Linked DNA regions of Homo sapiens: region 1 is linked to region 2. The links are chromatin loops, found by intact Hi-C in ENCODE. Cell type or tissue: mammary epithelial cell. All regions are shown on one strand. Each heading gives the region's core, and the rest is flanking DNA. Links, peaks and the distances in the headings are about the cores only.

Region 1 (9,527 bases), core at 1-8,000, 73 kb before region 2:
GTCATCATTTTTATACACAGACACCTTCCCGCTGGTGTCTCCCACCACCAGTTCATTTAACTTCAAATGGAGAGAGAAGAAAGCGTTAGGATGGGACTCTGCTGAACCTCTTCAAGCTCTTCTCTACTTAGCCTAGCCAAGGGTAATCACAAGACCTCAACTTGTATCTTCATCTACTTTATTAAAAGTCTGGCCAGGTGCAATGACTCACACTTGTAATCCCACTACTTTGGGTGGTGGAGGTGGGTGGATCACTTGAGGCCAAGAGTTAGAGACCAGCCTGGGCAACATGGCAAGATCCCATTTCTACAAAAAAATTTAAAAATTTGCCAGGTGAGGCCAGGTGCAGTGGCTCATGCCTATAATCCCAGCACTTTGGGAGGTGGAGGCGGGTGGATTGGTTGGTTGAGCTCAGGAATTCGAGACCAGCCTAGCCAACATGGTGAAACCTTGTCTCTACAAAAAATACAAAAATTACCCAAGCATAGTGGTGCATGCCTGTGGTCCCAACTACTCGGGACACCGAGGCAGGAGAATTGCTTGAGCCTGGGAGGTAGAGGTTGCAGTGAGTGAGCAAGACTGCACCACTGTACTCTAGCCTGGGTGACAGAGTGAGACCCTGTCTCTCAAAAAAAAAAAAAAAAAAGAAAAAAAGGCCAGGCGCAGTGGCTCATGCCTGTAATCCCAGCATTTTGGAAGGCCAAGGCGGGCGGATCATGAGGTCAGGAGATTGAGACCATCCTAGCTAACACAGTGAAACCCTGTTTCTATTAAAACTACAAAAAATTAGCCGGGCATGGTGGCGGGCGCCTGTGGTCCCAGCTACTCGGGAGGCTGAGGCAGGAGAATGGTGTGAACCCGGGAGGCAGAGCTTGCAGTGAGCCAAGACTGTACCACTGCACTCCAGCCTGGGCGACAGAGCGAGACTCTGTCTCAAAAAAAAAAAAAAAAAGGCTGTGTGCGGTGACTCACGCCGATAATCCCAGCACTTTGGGAGGCCGAGGCGGGTGGATCACATGAGGTCAGGAGTTCGAGACCAGCCTGGCCAACATGGTAAAACCCCGTTTGTACTAAAAATACAAAAATTAGCTGAGCGTGGTGGTACACACCTGTAATCCCAGCTACTCGGGAGGCTGAGGCAGGAGAACTGCCTGAACCCAGGAGGTGGAGGTTGCAGTGAGCCGAGATCGTGCCACTGCACTCCAGCCTGATGACAGAGCGAGACTCTGTCTCAAAAAAAAAAAAAAAAAATTATCCAGGTGTGGTGGTGCACACCTGCAGCTTCAGCTACTCAGGAGGCTGAGGAAGGAGGATCACTTGAGCTCAGGAACCTGAAGCTGCAGTGAGCCATGATCGTGCCATTGCAGTCCAGCCTGGGTGACAGAACAAGACCCTGTCTCAAAAAACAAAACAAAACAATCTTTTGAGGCCAACACAACCATAGTTTCCCAGTTCTTTATTTCCATTTAGGGGTGTGTGTGTTAGGGGGCAGGAGAGGTTACAGGAATTGAGGCTACACACAATCTATGGCCCACCCCAGAAAAGTATGCGACCTGAACAGCTCTAGGTTACACATGCCTGACTTTGGCTCTTTGAATTTGCCCATTACAAATGGGACATGTTTTGAAAACAGCCCAAGATGGTGGAGTTTTGGAGAATCTAACTTCAGACCTCATGTTTAATCAGGGGCCAAATAAAAAGACAATGTGAACTCTTGGGGCCTTCCCTCCTCTAGCAAGGCCTTTTGATCTTGAGGTGTATGTGGGAACCACAAAGGATGGTGGGGCCTGAGGGGGCAGAGCCTGAAGGGGCTGCTCCCCACTCTGGGCCTCCAGTGCCCTCAAGTGATGGCTAAGCTCTAGAGAAGGGAGGTCCCTGTATGGAGCCTCTCCACCATTTGTATCTGGGTAGCTGCCCTTTACAGGGGCTCACGATGTTAACCAAGTGGCTTCAAACCCCACTTCCGCAAACTGCTTTATGATCTCCTCTTGGGGGTACAGCCAACATCCCCTTCCTGTTCCCAGAATACATTGAACTAATACTCTCAAGAAATTTAGTTCTAAAGGCAACAGAGATAAACAGGTGAACAGTAAGGAAAAGTTAGAAACAAATTGGAATTTATTTGAATCTTTGATTTCTGGCTGGGCGCGGTGGCTCACGCCTGTAATCCCAGCTACTTTTGGGAGGCCGAGGCAGGCCAAGGTTCGCTTGAACCTGGGAGGCAGAGGTTGCAGTGAGCCGAGATTGTGTCACTGCACTCCAGCCTGGACAATAAGAGTGAAACTCCGTCTCAAAAAAAAAAAAAATCTTTATTTTTTAATTGTTATAATTGTTATGGGACTTTCTGGTGAGAATATCAGATCACAGAAGCATAAAACTGGTTTTTTTTAAATCAAACCTATTACTTGACGTTTCTTATTTCTTTTCTTTCTGTTTTTTTGTTGTTTGTTTGAGACAGGGTCTCACTCTGTTGCTCAAGCTGGAGTACCGTAGTGTGATCATGGCTCACTGCAGCCTCAACTTCCTAGGCTCAAGTAATCCTCTCGCCTCAGCCTCCTGAGTAGCCGGGACTACAAGCATGCACCACCACACCTGGCTAATTTTTTCTATTTTTTTGTAAAGACGGAGTTTCCCTGTGTTGCCCAGGCTGGTCTCGAACTCCTAGGCTCAAATGATCCTTCCATCTCAGCTTCCCAAAGTGCTGAGATTACAGGCGTGAGCCATCACACCCGGCCAGTGCCTACATTGTTCTAAGTGTTGAGAATATAGCAGTGGAAAAAACAGATTAAAACATTCCTACCCCTATGGAGCTTATAGTAATGGAGCTTACAACTCAGGTGAAAAAAAATGGTAGTATATCTAACATTGCAGAAGTGAGTGTGTAATAGTGTAATTCTTTCAGATAAGTACAATTTCAAAAAAGCTGGTGCTATAAACCTATAAAAAAAGGGAATGCTTTTAAACAAAGAAGGCAATCAGATAAAATGGAAAATAATGTATATCTGAAGGTGCTTTGTCAATTTACTGTTTAAAAGTATGGCCTGGTGAGGTTGCTTACACCTGTAATTCCAGCACTTTGGGACACTGAGGCCAGTGTACTGCTTGAAGCCAGAGGTTTGAGAACAGCCTGGTTAACACAGTGAGACCTCATCTCTACAAAACTTTAAAAAAATTAGCCAGACATGGTGGCAGGCACCTGTAGTCCCAGCTACGCAGGAGGTTGGGGCAGTAGAATCATTTGAGCCCAGGAGTTCAAGGCTGCAGTGAGCTACGATTGCACCACTGCACTCCAGCCTGGGCAACAGAGTGAGACCCTGTCTCTATAAAAAACAAAAAAATTTTAAAAATTCCTCCTCTAATTTTCTCATAAAATTGGACTGCTTGGCAGTTCATGAAGAAACACGAAAGCCCAGAAAACATAACACAAATTTATGAGAATAACTCTTTCCTCCCCAGAGAGGGTAGAGCCAAAAAAGGCCTCATAAGATACCTTCTGCATCACAGCACTAGGGGGCGGTGGGAAATAAGTACAGGACAGTTAAGGAACTGTGAAGCAGGGAGGCCGAGTAGGAAGATAGGGCAGAGGGTAGAAGGGGGCAATACAGTGCTTTGCATTAGAACTATGAAATAGATGATAAATGAAAAGATAAAGTCTGCAAAAAAAAGAGCATCAGACACTATTCCCTTTAATGCTCCACCGGAGAATCCTCTCCATACTTTAGTCAATGCATCTCATTACATTTTATTATCCGGTGACTATTACACAGCTTGATTATGAGCTATCTGAGGACTGGAACTCTCTCGTTCATTTTTGAATTCCTAGAATGTAGCAGAGTCCTTGGTGCATAATGAGCAGTTCAGTAAAGATTTGCAGAAAAACAGAATAAAATACTAACACCACCACCACCACCACTAACACTTAAGTGAGCACTAAACTGTGTGCCAGGCATTGTTTTACCTGCTTGACCTGTGGTAATTTATTTAAAAAACGAGAAGGGCTGGGCACGATGGCTCAGGCCTGTAGTCCCAGCACTTTGGGCCAACATGGTGAAACCCCACCTCTACTAAAAACACAAAAATTAGTCGGGCGTGGTGGCGGGCGCCTGTAATCCCAGCCCCTTGGGAGGCTGAGGTAGGAGAATCGCTCGAGCCCGGGAGGCAGAGGTTGCGGTGAGCCGAAATCAAGCCACTGCACTCCAGCCTGGGTGACAGACGGAGCCTGTCTCAAAAAACAAACAAAACCTCCCAAGGAACAAAACCAACCACGAACACTGAAGCTATCAATAAAGTTTTTCTCTCTAGCGCTCCAAACTAGCCACAGCGCGCATGCTCACGCTCACGTGGCACGCTCGGGCGGCCTCTTCCACTTCCCTTGCCCCGTCCCTGCACAGATCCAGGCTGTCTCTTGCGGTGCGCATGCACCTACCGTATCGTTATCAACGTCTCCGAGGCAGATTGCGTGCGGGAAGAGGCTCCCGCTGAACTCCAGCGCCACGCGCTGCACGTAGCTAACTGACCTCATGGCACCTCCAAGAGCAGAGGGAGCGGAGAGGCCCAGTAAATATTCCCTGAACCCCCGTCGCGACAGCCGCCAGAGCGGAAGGCCACCTAAGGCAGCAAGTTACGTCACTGCCTGAACCTCCAATCTCTGCCTCTTCCTCCTTTAACCTTACAGAGGAGGCGGGTCTTCCGGGCTTGGAGGCGGGCTTCCCAACTCTGATGTGAGTGACAGGCCCACGGGCCACTCCTTTTCTCCACAGGGCTGCAGACCGTGGGTAAACCAACCCTGACGGGGGTCGATCTGTTCCCTTGGCAACAGGGCTCCCAAGGGCTTGACCTAATAACCTTGACCTTTTTCCTTTGTTTCCCTGGCAATGAAGATTCCTAGCCATCAGACCATTCCTGAGAATCTTACTAATCTTCGTAATAACTGATAATTGCATGGTTTTGAAAAGTGTTTTTAAAAAACTACCCATTAGGAGTGAAAACAATGTAGTGAGTTGCAATCAGCATATAAAAAATTAAATACAATAGTAATATACCAAGTGACTCCCAGGTAGTAAGGTAAGTACAGTTTTTGTGAAACTCTTGTTTCAATTGTATATACTTATATGTGTATACTGGCTTATAATGTAAAAAAAATTTTTTTTTTCAGTGTATGTGTTTTCTGGTCAATAGTTTAAAAGCCACCTGCTGCAAAGCACATTTCACATATTTCACATAATTAGTTCAGCCACTATGCGAGCTTTTTTTTTTTTTGGCTGAGGAAAACAGGTTCAGCAAGATTAAGTAAAATGGCAGAAGGAAGGATTGTGGGGCGGGGTGCGTGCTCAAACCAGAATTGTTTGATCCCAAACCCTAGGGCCTCTCCATCATTTACTATCATAGTTCGTAGGAGAGTCTTCAGGCTGGAAGTGAAGGTTGCCTGGATTCCGGATCTGCTCTGTCTTGTGGCCCCCCAGCACAAAGCTCTTGCATCTCAACCTCAGTAGCCTTACTCTTGTAGCACAGATGGGACTGTCACTCTCATGGCTGGCTTCTTGGGATACTTTCTTTCCATGTTGAATCCAGTTCTGCCTTTCTTTGGGGTGCCTCGTCAATCAGGGCAATATTTATGAAATCATACAGGTGTTCAATACATTTTTAGATTTAGGTCTAAAAACCCAGGCTGACTCGCACTTGGTGTTTCAAAAAAAAAAAAAAAATGATTCTACCTTATCTGGGATTTTGGACCAGGGGCTGTTCCTTTTTATCTTTTTTTTTTTTATTTTTATTTTTATTTTTTTTTGAGACAGAGTCTCGCTCTGTTGCCCAGGCTGTAGTGCAGTGGCGCAATCTCGGCTCACTGCAACCTCTGCCTCCCAGGTTCAAGCAGTTCTCCTGCCTCAGCCTCCCGAGTAGCTGAGACTACAGGCGAGCGCCACCACGCCCAGCTAATTTTTAATTTAATTTAATTTAATTTTTTTTTTTTTTGAGACGGAGTCTCGCTCTGTCACCCAGGCTGGAGTGCAGTGGTGCGATCTCGGCTCGCTGCAAGCTCCGCCTCCCGGGCTCAAGCCATTCTCCTGCCTCAGCCTCCGGAGTAGCTGGGACTACAAGCGCCCGCTACCACTCAAGGAGAATTTTTTGTATTTTTAGTAGAGACGGCGTTTCACCGTGTTAGCCAGGATGGTCTCGATCTCCTGACCTCGTGATCCACCCGCCTCGGCCTTCCAAAGTGCTGGGATTACAGGCATGAGCCACCGGCGCCCGGCCGCCCAGCTAATTTTTGTACTTTTAGTAGAGACGGGGTTTCACCATGTTGGCCAGAATGGTCTTGATCTCTTGACCTCTTGATCTGCCCGCCTCGGCCTCCCAAAGTGCTGGAATTACAGGCGTGAGCCACTGCGCCCGGCCCCTTTTTTCTTTTTCTTTCTTTTTTTTCTTTGAGAGTCTTGCTCTGGAGTGCAGTGGTGCGATCTGGGCTCATTGCAACCTCCGCCTCCCAGGCTCGAGATCTTGTGTCTCAGCCTCCCAGGTAGGTGGGATTACAAGCGTGAGCCACCATGCCCGGCTTGTCCCTACTTTCTATGTCTGTACATAGTGGGAGGAGGCTGGAGGGCAAGACCTTTTCTTGGGGGAAGGGGGTGGCAGATTTTTTCCTAGATGTCCCAGTGGATCTGACAGCCAGGTAAGAAAGAACAGCAGGTCAGAACAGTAAACTGGAGGAAGTCTGGACAAATACTGGAGACTGCAGATATATTCTGAAGCTGAACTGTGTTACAAGTTCATATTTCTGGTTGTGTACTGTGGGATGGCCAGGTCCATTAAAAGGCACTGGGTCCCACAGGTATTCCTGGTGCTTTGAATACATTTTCTCATTTACAGAGCAGTTGCATGCTCCCTCACCCCGTGTTCTACCCCATCTCTATTCTCTCATCCTAGTTCAAATCCTAAGCTTCATATTAGGCCTTTAAGGGGTGGGAAAACCAAAACCAGTATCAAAATGTTCACCTCTAGGTTGGCTGTGGAGGCTCATGCCTGTAATTCCAGCACTTTTGGAGACTGAGGCAGGCAGATCACTTGAGCTCAGGAGTTCAAGACCAGCCTGGACAACATGGCAAAACCATGACTCCACCAAAAATGCAAAAATTAGCTGGGCATAGTGGTGCATGCCTGTGGTCCCAGCTACTCAGGAGGCTGAGGCGGGAAGATCTCCTGAGCCCAAGAGGCAGAGGTTGCAGTGAGCCAAGGTGGTGTCACTGCACTCCAGGCTGGGTGAAAGTGAGACTCTGTCTCCAAAAAAAAAAAAAAAAAAAAAACTTTACCTCTGAAATGGTTTTTTCTTTCTTTCTTTCTTTTTTTCTGAGGCAGTCTCCCTCTGTCACCCAGGCTGGAGTGCAATGACACGATCTCGGCTCACTGCAACCTCCGCCTCCCGGGTTCAAGCGATTCTCCTGCCTTAGCCTCCTGAGTAGCTGGGACTACAGGAGACTGCCACCACGCCCAGCCAATTGTTTTTGTATTTTTAGTAGAGACGGGGTTTCACCATATTGGCCAGGCTGGTCTTGAACTCCTGACCTTGTGATCTGCCTGCCTCGGCCTCCCAAAGTGCTGAGATTATAGGCATGAGCCACCACGCCCGGCCTCTGAAGTGGTTTTAAAAAAATATATTACTAAATAACTCAGAACAAGAGATGAGATCACCCAGCTTCTTTCATCAGGTGCCTTGGCCTGACCCAGTTATCTAAGATCAGACCCCAACCCAGGATTCCCCAGTGCCTTAGTTTTATCTTCCTCATCATTTGGGTTTCTTGGTCTGGATCTTTCTGTGACACGGGGTGTCTGTTTTTAATTGTAGAATATGTTTGCCATGAAGGTCATGTAATTATGATCACAACTTCTTTTTTACTTTTTTTTTTTTTTGAGATGGAGTCTCGCTCTGTCGCCTAGGCTGAGTGCAGTGGCACGATCTCAGCTCACTGCAAGCTCTGCCCTCCGGGTTCACGCCATTGTCCTGCCTCAGCCTCCCGAGAAGCTGAGACTACAGGCACCCGCCACCACACCCGGCTAATTTTTTGTATTTTTAGTAGAGAATGGGTTTCACTGTGTTAGCCAGGATGGTCTCAATCTCCTGACCTCATGATCCACCCACCTCAGCCTCCCAAAGTGCTGGGATTACAGGCGTGAGCCACTGTGTCTGGCCTTCTTTTTCACTTTTTTGAGTTTCACTCTTCTTGCCCAGGCTGGAGTGCAATGGTGCGATCTTGGCTCACCGCAACCTCCGCCTCCCGGGTTCAAGCGATTCTCCTGCCTCAGCCTCCCGAGTAGCTGGGATTACAGGTGTCCACGACCATGCCCAGATAATTTTTTTTGTAGTAGAGACAGGGTTTCACCATGTTGGCCAGGCTGGTCTTGAACTCTTGACCTCAGGTGATCAAAGTGCTCGGCCTCCCAAAGTGCTGGGATTACAGGCCACCATGCCTAGACGTATGATCACAACTTCTATACCACACTTTTTGGCTTTTGTCAAGAGAGCCAAATAAAGTTAGGCAGGAAAGATAGGTCTCCAAGAAATAGGGCACAAGTGAAGTCCTTCCATGCCTGTGCCTCTCCCCACCTTGCATCAGTTACTTTAAGTCCAGTGAGTGTTTTGTATGACTAGGCATTGTCAAGCCATATGGACAGATCCCTGGCTCCACAAAGAGCACTCCTGGTCTTGGCCCCTTTCTAGTTGGAAGGTTGCTAGGTCTCTTTGGGCACCATCTAAACTCCATCTTGTCTAAGCCAAGCACTCTTTCTGCTGGTTTTTGTCTTGCTCCCCAAAACTGTCTAATTAGGGTATCTTCCTGGTTAGGTGACATGGATACAGTTATATGAGTGGCATATTCTTTACAAACAATAGAAATCTCCATAGGAGGGGATGGGGGGATTAAGTGGGGAGCGTTTCTTTCTTTTTTTTTTTTTTTAAGATGGAGTCTTACTCTGTCGCTCAGGCTGAAGTGCAGTGGCGCGCTCTTGACTCACTGCAAGCTCCACCTCCCAGGTTCACACCATTCTCCTGCCTCAGCCTCCCCAGTAACTGGGACTACAGGCTCCCGCCACCACACCCAGCTAATTTTTTTTTTGTGTGTGTATTTTTAGTAGAGACGGGGTTTCACCGTGTTAGCCAGGATGGTCTTGATCTCCTGACCTCGTGATCCGCCTGCCTTGGCTTCCCAAAGTGATGGGATTACAGGCGTGAGCCACTGCGCCCAGCCAGTGGGAAGCATTTCTAGGAAGATTCTTTGTGTACTTCATCCTCCAACAGTAGACAGAATGGTTTGTGTTTGCCCAGGGTGCCCAGGTAAGAAACAGGGTCTCCAAGTATCTTTCAAAACATGAGGCCCAGAGCCTCACCACCTTGGGGGCAGGGTCCATGGCTTCTCAATGGGCTTGGTTTGGCTTATATCACCATTTCCCCCTCCCCTCTCTCATTCATGGTACACCTTAGCATATTAAACTGTTGGAAAAGTTAGGTTTTTTGTCCTAGAAACTGGCAGAGTAGT
Region 2 (9,730 bases), core at 1,038-9,037:
GAGTCTCGCTCTGTCACCCAGGCTGGAGTGCAGTGCTGTGATCTTGGCTCACTGCAACGTCTGCCTCCCGGGTTCAAGTGATTCTCCTGCCTCAGCTTCCTGAGTAGCTGGGACTACAGGCGTGTGCCACCACATCTGGCTAATTTTTTGTATTTTTAGTAGAGACGGGGTTTCACCATGTTAGCCAGGATGGTCTAGATCTCCTGACCTCATGTTCCTCCCACCTTGGCCTCCCAAAGTGCTGGGATTACAGGCATGAGCCACCGCGCCCGGCCGAGATTGTTTTTTTTTAAAATGTGTTGAGTTTTGAGAGTTCTTCATGGATTCTGGATATAAGTCTTTTGTCTGCTATATGGCTTGCAGATGTTTTCACTCAGTCTGTAGCATGTCTTTTCATCCTCTTAATAGGATCCTTCACAGATCAAGAGTCCCACATTTTGATGAAGTCCATGTTATAAGTTTTTCCACATATGAATTGTTATTTTGGTGTCATGTCTAAGAACTAGATGTTGAATATTTCTCCTATGTTTTCTTCTAAAAGTTTTATAGTCTTGCATGTTACATTTAAATCTGTGACCCTTTGGAACTAATTTTGATATTAGGAGGAATTTCAGGTTGAGGTTCAAATTTTGCACATGAAAATTCCATTATTCCCATAGCATTTGTGGAAAAAATGCCCTTTCTCTATTGAGTTACTTTTGCACCTTTGTCAGAAATCACTTGGCCATATTTGTGTAGATTCATTTCTGTACTCTGTATTCTGTTCCATTGGTCTCTGTGTCCATTCCTTCAATAAACCACATGATTGTGATTACTCTTGCATTAAAGTAGGACTTAAAATACTGTAGCACAGTATTTTCATCTAAATGAAACTAAATTCATCTTTTTACCTTCACTTTTGCATATAAATTTAAAAATCAGTTTGTCTATATAGACAAAATATCCTATGCTAGGATTTTGATGGATTTGTATTTAAGTTACAGATCAATCTGGGGAGAATTGAAATTTTTACTATGTTGAATCTTCCCATCCGTGAATATCTCTTCATTTATTTAGACCTTCTTTGATTTTGTTTATAGCACTTTTTAAGTTTTCAGAGTAGACAATCTTGTATACCTAAGAATTTCATTTTTCAGAAGTATTATAAATGTAATTTTTGCAACATTTAAAATTTCCAGTTATTTATTGCTAGCATGTAAGTATTGAATTTAGTATTGCATGTGTTGACCTTGTATTATTTCTGGGTTTTCGTCTCCCCCAAGAAAGTCAATTTTTTACACAAGGAAGTCACTCTGGTTCTCCCTCCATGTTTGTCTACGCAGTGTCCACCCTTCCAGGTGTAGGCAATTCCCTTATCTAGAGCTCAACCCCAGCCCTTGGGCCTTAACGGTGTGTGTCCTGGGGAGGTGGTTCAAGCATCCCCCGTCAATGTAGAGATGTGGCAGAAACCCGTTCACCTGTTATATTGGTATCTGGCTCCAGAAAGAAACGTTTCATTGCTTTGACATAAAAATAAATTGATGAATGAAGTTAAACCCAGAAGAAGCTTCGCAAAGAGGCCGTGTAAGCATCTGCCCATGGGACTCCCTTCCACGCACCGTCTTTCTCACTAGGTGTTGGGGAGGACAGGGAGCTGGGGCTGGGGAGGGCAGTGGGAAGAGGGAGCTTTGCTTAGTTACAGGGAAAGGTGCCCCATTCCTGACAGTTGTAGGACTCTTCTTTCCCTCCTATCTTCCCCCTCAACCTCTTCAAATCGTAGCCTCTGGAGAACCTGGACTCTGGCGGCTGAGGCCTCCCTGGGAGTGAGGTTTGGGCTTCCCCGCCTGCCTTTGCACAGCAGCCTGTGTCAGGTGGCACCTGGACAGCCTGAGGGGAGGGACATCAGCAGAGGGGGGACAGGGCGGCAGACACCCCCACATCCCACCAGCTAGGCTGAGGTGGCTGGGACAACACCCCCAGATGGAACGAGTACTCTTCTCACCTTCCCAAATAGATCTTTGAGATGTCAGCGGCTCCACCACACTGGTCACTGTAGGTGAGTGAGCTGAACACGTCCCTCCATGAACTGGGAAGAGACACAGAGGGAGTCAAACTATGCCCTTTTCTTGCCTCCATTCTCCCAGTCCTCTCTGTGCTGACATTTGCCTCAGAGGCAGATCTTGTTTAAAAAACAAAATTGGCCCAGGCTCCATCAGCAAGTAGTTTCCTCCCTTGGGATTTAAAGAGGTCTTCTGGGAATCAGCAGGCCCCTTTTGTGGCCTCTTTGCTGAATTGTTTCTAAATATATTTTAATTATTCTAGGCCTCTAGGGACAGAGATGCCGTCATCCTCCTTTGCCACCTTTTCTATGATGGTTTGATGAGGTTAAAAACCCCGACGACCAGGGTTCCACTCTATCCTTCTCCTAAACATTTGTTCTATTTCTTTGCCTTTAGGAGTGGTGGGTGTGTATTGTCAGGCCTATTGTAAAGGATGGTGTAAAGTAACCATCCAAAGGTTGGTTACTTTACACGTCCCTTTGGATGACTTCTGTACATAGCACTCTTGCTATGAGTAATTCCTTTGTAGAAATAGGCTCTATGGAGAATTGTCTCCTTGGACCCTTCATGTAGCTCACGACTTTTATTATGGAAATAAATGAATAAAAGCCTGCAATTGTGGACAGACACAAATATGCTTGGACATGGCTATCTCTGATCTTGTGTGGCTCAAAATAACTTACAGAGTCTTCATTTTCAGAGTGTTCTCACCCAAAAAGGTACCAACTTGGGCATGGAAAGACCTGTTTCTCCTGGACTCCTGGACGTGCCAGCCATCGAGACAGGGAAGACCCACTGATGTCTTCAGGATTTGTCCATCACCCTGGGGACTGTCTGGCCTGCTGGCAGGTGACAGTGGCCTGTCCAAAAGTGTGAGCTACCTGATGATGAACCAGATGCAAGGGCAGGACTGTCTTCTGAGAGATGTCTCCCCCTCGGTCCTTCTGTCACTTCAGACATTCCAGGTGGAAGGAGGCTCTTTGACCTGCAAAGCCAGCCAGAGAGCCAGGATCAGGGCAGGAAAACAGGACGCTGGCCTGTGACAATTCACACTCTGGTGGGGTGCCAGGAGCAGTAACTATGGCCCGAGACACTCCTCCTTTCCCCTCCCCTCGTCTGAGACGTATTCTGGTGTCCAGGGCTCATCCCTGCACACCCTGCCTTTGGAATGTTGTCTCCTTGCTTTGGAAATGCCCCCACTGTGTGGGGCTGATTTGAGGCAGGCCACAACGATTTCCCAATCATCCCTGACCAGTGTTCTCTAGGGAGTAACCACCGACCACATCCAGAAAGCGAGCGGTGCATTTACCTAGTGAGGCAGAGCGGAGGAAACCCCTCTTTGGAGATTGCCGGATGTCCCTCTTGTCCTCCTCTGGGAGCATCAGTTGCCGATTTTTGTCATCCTGGTAGGAGAGCCTGGAACAGAGAGCTCATGGGGCTTGTTCCTGGAGGCTGAGAAGTGGCCACCCATAGGGGCAGCTGCACCCCCAGAAAGCACTTTGCTCTGATCCTTAGTGAAGGGACGCCCACTTTGTGCTTACATGCAGGTTTGGGGAAGTTGCCTACCCAAGAAGTTCTGGCCTGCCCCTGGCATCTTCCAGGCCTGCTCAGTGGGAATGGCCAGCTCCTCACCCGCAGCCTGTCTCATAAGCCTGCAGTTCTGACTTGGGGCAGTGAAGGCACTCTGGGGTCAAAGGTGTTGAGAAAGCGGAAAGAATCCTAGGCCCATGAAGTTCTTTTGGGGAATGGCCTTGGCTCCCGTGTTTGCATGAGCTGATGCTGTTTTCCCCAGTGACCCTCAACTTTCACCCAAACTTATGCCCGTCCCCCGATTTCTCCCGCCCTGCCACCCCCTCATCAGCAAGAGCACATAAGCAGCTGCCTACAACCACTCTACGGTCACTCAGTAGGTGAACAGCAGGGCTGTGAGGGACCTCATGGGGCATCTAGTCTATGGCTTCCAGGCCTTTGATGGAAACTCGATGAGAAGTAGATTTGACAGCTTCTCATCACGCACAGACACACCTGATGGAATGAAGCCTCATGCCCTTTGCTTACCCTCAGTGCATGCATTGCACCCTGGTGAGTCCCAGTCCACTTTAGTCTGTTCTATTTTTATTAAAATTTTGATTCACAATCTCTGCTGGGTCAGCCTGCAGTTCAAGAAGCACAGCTGCATTCCAACCTCATTCCCAGATGAGACCACTGACTTGCTGGTCCCTGGTGCCACCCTACACCTCTGAGGGTGACTCCATGCCTGCTCATGGCACAGCACAGAGACTTGGATGATTTATAGATGTGCAGGAAGGCTGGTAGAGTGCAGACCGCAGTATTTATACCTTCAAGACTTGCTCTTACTCTCAGCTAGCTAAGGCCTCCCTATTATATTTTCTTCTTATGCAAATCACCCCGGCTCTTGCAGATCCAGCTAGTATTTGACCCTGTGCATGGTACCTACTAAGGTCACCCTGCCCTCAACCTTCTCTGAATGCCTGTACCCTTCGGGGTTCCGCCACTCTAGGGCAATTAATGAGAAACTCTCTGTGTTATCTTCCTCTCCTGAGACCCTCTTAGTTTACTAGTTTGTGGGATCTCCTTAAGGCATGATTTAGCAGGTGCCTCGGTGCACCAAGCACTCTAGAAAACCAACATAGGTTAAATTATATGCTTTTCCTGATTTCTAGGGAAGGTGGTCAGGTATTAATTTGTATTCCCTAAAAATCAATTTAGAGACTGTTATCTCATAAGGAGCTTTGGGTATTTCCCTTTTTTATATTGACTGTGTTTCACTTAGTCAGAAAAGTAGAAGGTCTGTCACCCCCACCGCCCCATTTTGCTGATGGGGACATGAAGGCACAGGGCAGTTGAGTGATTTGTCAAGCGCCGCTGGTTGGGACTCTTTCCATGCTTTTCCTTACTCACTCGATTCTTCTTTCTATGCTGGGGAAAAAGAGGTGCTTCTGCTACTCTTCCCATCCAGTTCCTGAGGAGAAAGCACTGGACCCCAGGAAGCCGCATGCTGTGCTGGCCTGGCTGCCGCTCTCCCCACACTCCTCAGGGTGGGGCACCTGGTGTCCCCTCCCACCACCTCCAGCCACACCTTTCCTGTCTTCAAAAGTCTGCAAGGCTAGTCCTTCCTCACTCTGACATCTTTTCAGGAAAGCTTCTAAACACTGTGTCTCAAACTGCTGTAAATGCCACCCACAGTCATAAGACGTTTCACAAGGTGACCCCCAGATACACACATCTATTGGCAATGAAACAAGTGTTTCCCAACACAGTGCTTACCTTTGTGACATTTGATGCATTCTGATAGTTTCTGTTGTGCTGTGCTGCGCTATGCTATTCTTCTAAGGGTTAGTCATAACCGACCAAATGGATGTCACCACCTTCTAATGGATCTAGATCCGCAGCTAAAATCCTCCAAAAATTCCAGCAAGGACAAAAATCTCAGGCCTGGCTTTGCCACCAGTGCCCTCTTCTGGGCAGCTTTATTATAAGCAGTGTCTTGAAACACTTGTGTAATTGTCAATAGATGTATGTGTACACTGAATCTCACCAGAAAACATTTTTATGACTGTTGGTTACAGCCTAAAACGTTTAAGAAACAATGTTTAGGAATTTTTCTGGTCAGGAAAGCCCAAACTAAAAAGCATCGTGTGTGCGTGTGTGTGCGTGCGCGCGTGTGTGTGTGTGTGTGTGATGGGGGCTCCCGCTCCCCTAAGGAGATAACAGAGGCTGTGCAGATGTTTTCTCTGTGATCTCCTCTCCAGCAAATTATGCCCAGAGGAGGGATCTCAGGGACCTGCCCCTGCCTCCTCACATCTGTTCCCACACCAGGGCTTGGCTGGGAGAGGGCAGCTCACATCTCTGTGGAGAGCAGGCTGGGCTCACTGCAGGACTCCTATGTTGTGGGTTCATCTTCACTTCATAGGTTTTGTCCTGGGACCCAACCCCCCTCCTGACATGCCATGGCTGTCTGGCTTTCCTGGAAGTGACACCTACAATATCCAAGACGGAGAAAAACATCAGGAACTGCCAACACTTTTCCTCTTTCCTCAGTAAGCAATGCATTAAACATGCACACATGTGACATGCACACACACGTGCACATCTGCACACATGTGCACACACGTACACATCTGCACACATGCACACACGTGCACAGCTACACACATGCGAACAGGTACACACCTGCACACACGCATACACACATGCACACATGCACACATGTGCAAACACGCATACACACGTGCACATCTGTACACACGTGCACACCTGCACACATGCACACACGTGGACATCTACACACATGCACACACAGTACACATGTGCGCACACACCTGCACACATGCACACACACATACATGCACATCTGCACACATACACACATGCACACACACGTACATATCTGCACACACGCACACACGTGGACATCTGCACACACTCATACATACATGCACACATGCACACTCACATACACATCTGCACACATGCATACACACGTGCACATCTGCACACACATGCGGACATGCATGCAATTACTGTGGCCTTGTACTCCTGTGGTGGCTGATGAAGCCATGGATCCATGGAAGTGTTAAGATTAGGGTGAGGCCTCCATGTGGCAGGTTGTCTGGTGTGGAGCCAAGGAGATCTGAGTCCTGACCTCAATTCACTTATCCCTTGGTCCAAGTCACTTAGTGCACCCCTTGCCTTAGTTTCCCTTTATATGAAATTGAAGTGACATTTGTCCTGCCTGACCCAGAGGCCTATAGTGAGTCACAAATGAGGCGACAGACGAGACAGTGCTTTGAGACTGGGAAGAGACAGCTTTGACAGTGGGTCCTGGGCTGTGCCATAAAGGGCAGGGTGGGCCTGTGAGGAGGCTGCTGTCCCACCCCCAGCTGCAATAGCAGGGTCTTTGGGCATTTGTTTGACACAGCTGAGATGTCCCTGGCATCTTATTTTGATGGTGCCCTTGATTCTGACACCAGCTCCCTAGAGTAAAGGCACAGGCAGGAAGCTACCTAGAGGGGTTTGCAACTCTCCCACACCAGGACGTGCCTTTCCCTGCTGGGATAGGGTCTTCTGCTCACAGGGTTGTGTCTTCTTTAGCTCTGGGCCACAAGATCTTCCTTTTCCCATCTGTGCTCAGCTCAGTGCCTCCCTCTGTCTTGCTTCTGACCCACTTTACCCTCAGACCCCTGAGGGCATCAGGGAAATATCCTGGTCCATCCTCTCAGAGCTGAAAGCTGGATCAGTGCCCCTGGCTTTGAGCCTCTCAGGCAGGGTAGGGGCAGTTCTTTCTCGGGTCGGCCTACAGATCGCCACCTGCCCCACAGTGGAAGGAAAGATGAGAGGTGGGAGCTCCAGGAGGATTGGGAGGGGAGGGAGGTGGAGTGGGCTTTGGTGAGGCACGGAGGGAGGAGCTGGAGACACAGAGCAGCAGCAGGCAGGCAGCAGCACTTCTGGGGCCACGGGGAACAGACTTGCTGGTCCATCCTCACCACAAGAAATGCCAGGGCCTCAGCTGCTTTAGCCTTGAGCTGTGACGCAGAGGACAAGGCCCGGGAGCTGGAACGCGGGCTATGTTTCTCTTCACCAAGCTGAAGCTTGGCACCCTGTGTGTTGTTTGTACCCACTGCAGTGGGCAGAGGGAACCGACACTTCATGAGCACTGACTGTGTGCTGGGCACTGTGCCGGGTGCTTTGCATGTATTTTGCTATGTGGAGAGATGTATCTGTGGGGACAAGAAAATCCCCTGGAGTCTCCTCCCCCAACTCCTCTAAACATCCCTCTCCTCTTATGTCACAGAGAACAAAGCTTCACATGAAAATGCCCTTAGAGGGCAGGGACTTAATTCACCCTGAGATGCTAAAGACGGACATGGAGCCCTCCTTAAGCAGAAGCTTCATGAGGCCAGAGGGGAGAAGGGGTATGGGGACCGAGCCAGGACCTCTCTGGAATGAGAGTCTCCTGACCTACTTTCAAGCAAGGCAAGTCGGAGAATTCCTTTCTGACCATGCTCAGGGGAGAAAGGAGAAGTGTGGGTCAGAGAGTGACCTTCTTGCTCCTGCCGTTTTCTCCATCTGCTTCCATAGAAAATACTCAGGAGGCCAAGGGGCCATATGTTGGGGTAATGGGTTCTGGGCCCTGACACTGTCCTCCTACCTCTCTGACCATTTCCTCTCTCTTCCTTTGTGGACTTCTCTCGCAGGTGTCCATCTCTGTCCATCACGGGGACTCCGCCAGGGAGGGTGGGAGGAGGAAGCCAGGGATCTGGGGTGATCTGAGGGCAGCCTGAGAGGATTGAATGAGAGGGAGGGGGCAGGAGTGAGGGCCAGCTGCATTGATTACATTGATTCATATGAAATTGCTGATATTTGATCATTTTTACCTCTAAAAATCATAATTTCATCTGGTTCAAACTAAAACGTCAAAGCTTGCTTCAGTAAGGCTCATGTCCCACTGGACTTGTAGCCAGACGGTTGGGAGTGCAGGGTGCTTACAGGAAGGTGACTGGAAACCCTGCCGCAGGGCTCCTCTGCACACTTTGTAGCATCGCGGTTACAGAAGAGAGGTGCAGGGGACTCATGGGGAATCCTATATAGCCACAAAGTCACGCTTTTCCAGCTGAAAAGTGTATAGCTGACTGAAAACATCTGTCACTATTGCAGGAGGACAGAGAAGTACAGCAAATCTCTGCATCTCCAAGACTGGGAAGCCATCTCTGGGGTGATCTTGCAGAGCAGGCCCTGTAGTTCCATCGTTGTGTGGATCTGCACAGCAGGCTGTAATGCAGAGCCACTGCTGGAGCTTTAGAAATAGAGTTGTCAAATGGGTGGTTCTTCAAAGATATGCCTACAAAGTTCTCTGCAAAAACAAAAGGCTTGCTATAAGGAAGACTCCACTGCAGGGCAGCGGATGAGCAGCTTACCACCTGTGGATCTTAGTCAAGTCAATCTCTCTGAGCCTGTTTCCTCATCTATAAACGGGGATGATAATGCCTACCTCTTAAAGACTGTGCATAGCTTGCTTGGGCTGTCATACTGAATATCACAGACTGGGTAGCTTAAATAACAGAAATGCATTTTCTCCCAGTTCTGGAGGCTGGAAGTCTGAGATTCAGATGCTGTCAGGGTTGTTTTCTGGGGAGGGGTCTCTTCCTGGCTTGTGGATGGCTGCCTTCTTGCTGTGTCCTCACGTGGCCTCTTCTCTATGTACACGCAGAGAAAGACATCTGTAACATCTGTTCCTTTTCCTGTAAGGACACTAGTCCTGTCAGATTAAGGTCTCATGCTTACAACCTCATTTAACCTTTATACCTCCCTATAGCCCCTATCTTCAAGTAGTCATATTAAGGGTCAGGGTTTCCATATGTTAATTTTAGGGGGACACAAATCGATTCATTATAGACTGTTTTGAGGCTCACAGGACATAGATTATGCTCCGAAAATGGTAACTCTTTGGATATGCGTCATCCAGGAGGCCTAACAGGTTGCAGGGAATGAGGCTGATGAAGAAAAATCTGACCAAAGACCAAGATATCCCCAGGTCCTTGGAAGAGAACTGAACATGAGCACCAGATCCCACTCGACAGCATCAATATTTCACCGCACCTGGATTTATGCTTGAATCCACTGTTTAATAACTACCTGTGGCTTTCTTTCCTTAGTGCCAACTTCTCTCT

What was found. A loop is a pair of places that touch in the nucleus more often than their neighbours do. Peaks named below come from ENCODE experiments on the same cell type or tissue, not always from the same donor. Only the 100,000 strongest peaks of a DNase experiment are listed, where the experiment ranks them.
Region 1: a loop joins it to region 2, with 20 times the contacts of the local background. A loop is called at or near these places in 10 of 110 quality-filtered maps.

What each region holds. Positions count from the first base shown.
Region 1 is chr12:2,807,756-2,817,282 of GRCh38, reverse strand. ITFG2 (integrin alpha FG-GAP repeat containing 2) reads right to left here and starts at 4,615. Exons shown (of 12, transcript NM_018463.4): 1 at 4,427-4,615; 2 at 1-60. The coding sequence starts at 4,522. ITFG2-AS1 (ITFG2 antisense RNA 1) reads left to right here and starts at 4,359. Exons shown (of 4, transcript NR_146317.1): 1 at 4,359-4,721. RefSeq lists enhancers at 4,339-4,588, 4,319-5,068 and a silencer at 4,699-4,788. In mammary epithelial cell, for the core only: a CTCF peak has its summit at 3,502 (motif pointing right); DNase peaks (open chromatin) are centred at 3,522, 4,372 and 4,652; H3K4me3 peaks cover 1,681 bases; H3K27ac peaks cover 1,120 bases.
Region 2 is chr12:2,735,799-2,745,528 of GRCh38, reverse strand. LINC02371 (long intergenic non-protein coding RNA 2371) reads right to left here and starts at 5,454. Exons shown (of 5, transcript NR_186579.1): 1 at 5,328-5,454; 2 at 3,349-3,455; 3 at 2,921-3,024; 4 at 1,982-2,065. ITFG2-AS1 (ITFG2 antisense RNA 1) reads left to right here. Exons shown (of 4, transcript NR_146317.1): 4 at 2,740-2,903. It also overlaps the pseudogene LOC100422463. In mammary epithelial cell, for the core only: a CTCF peak has its summit at 5,519 (motif pointing left); no DNase peak of the experiment used is centred there.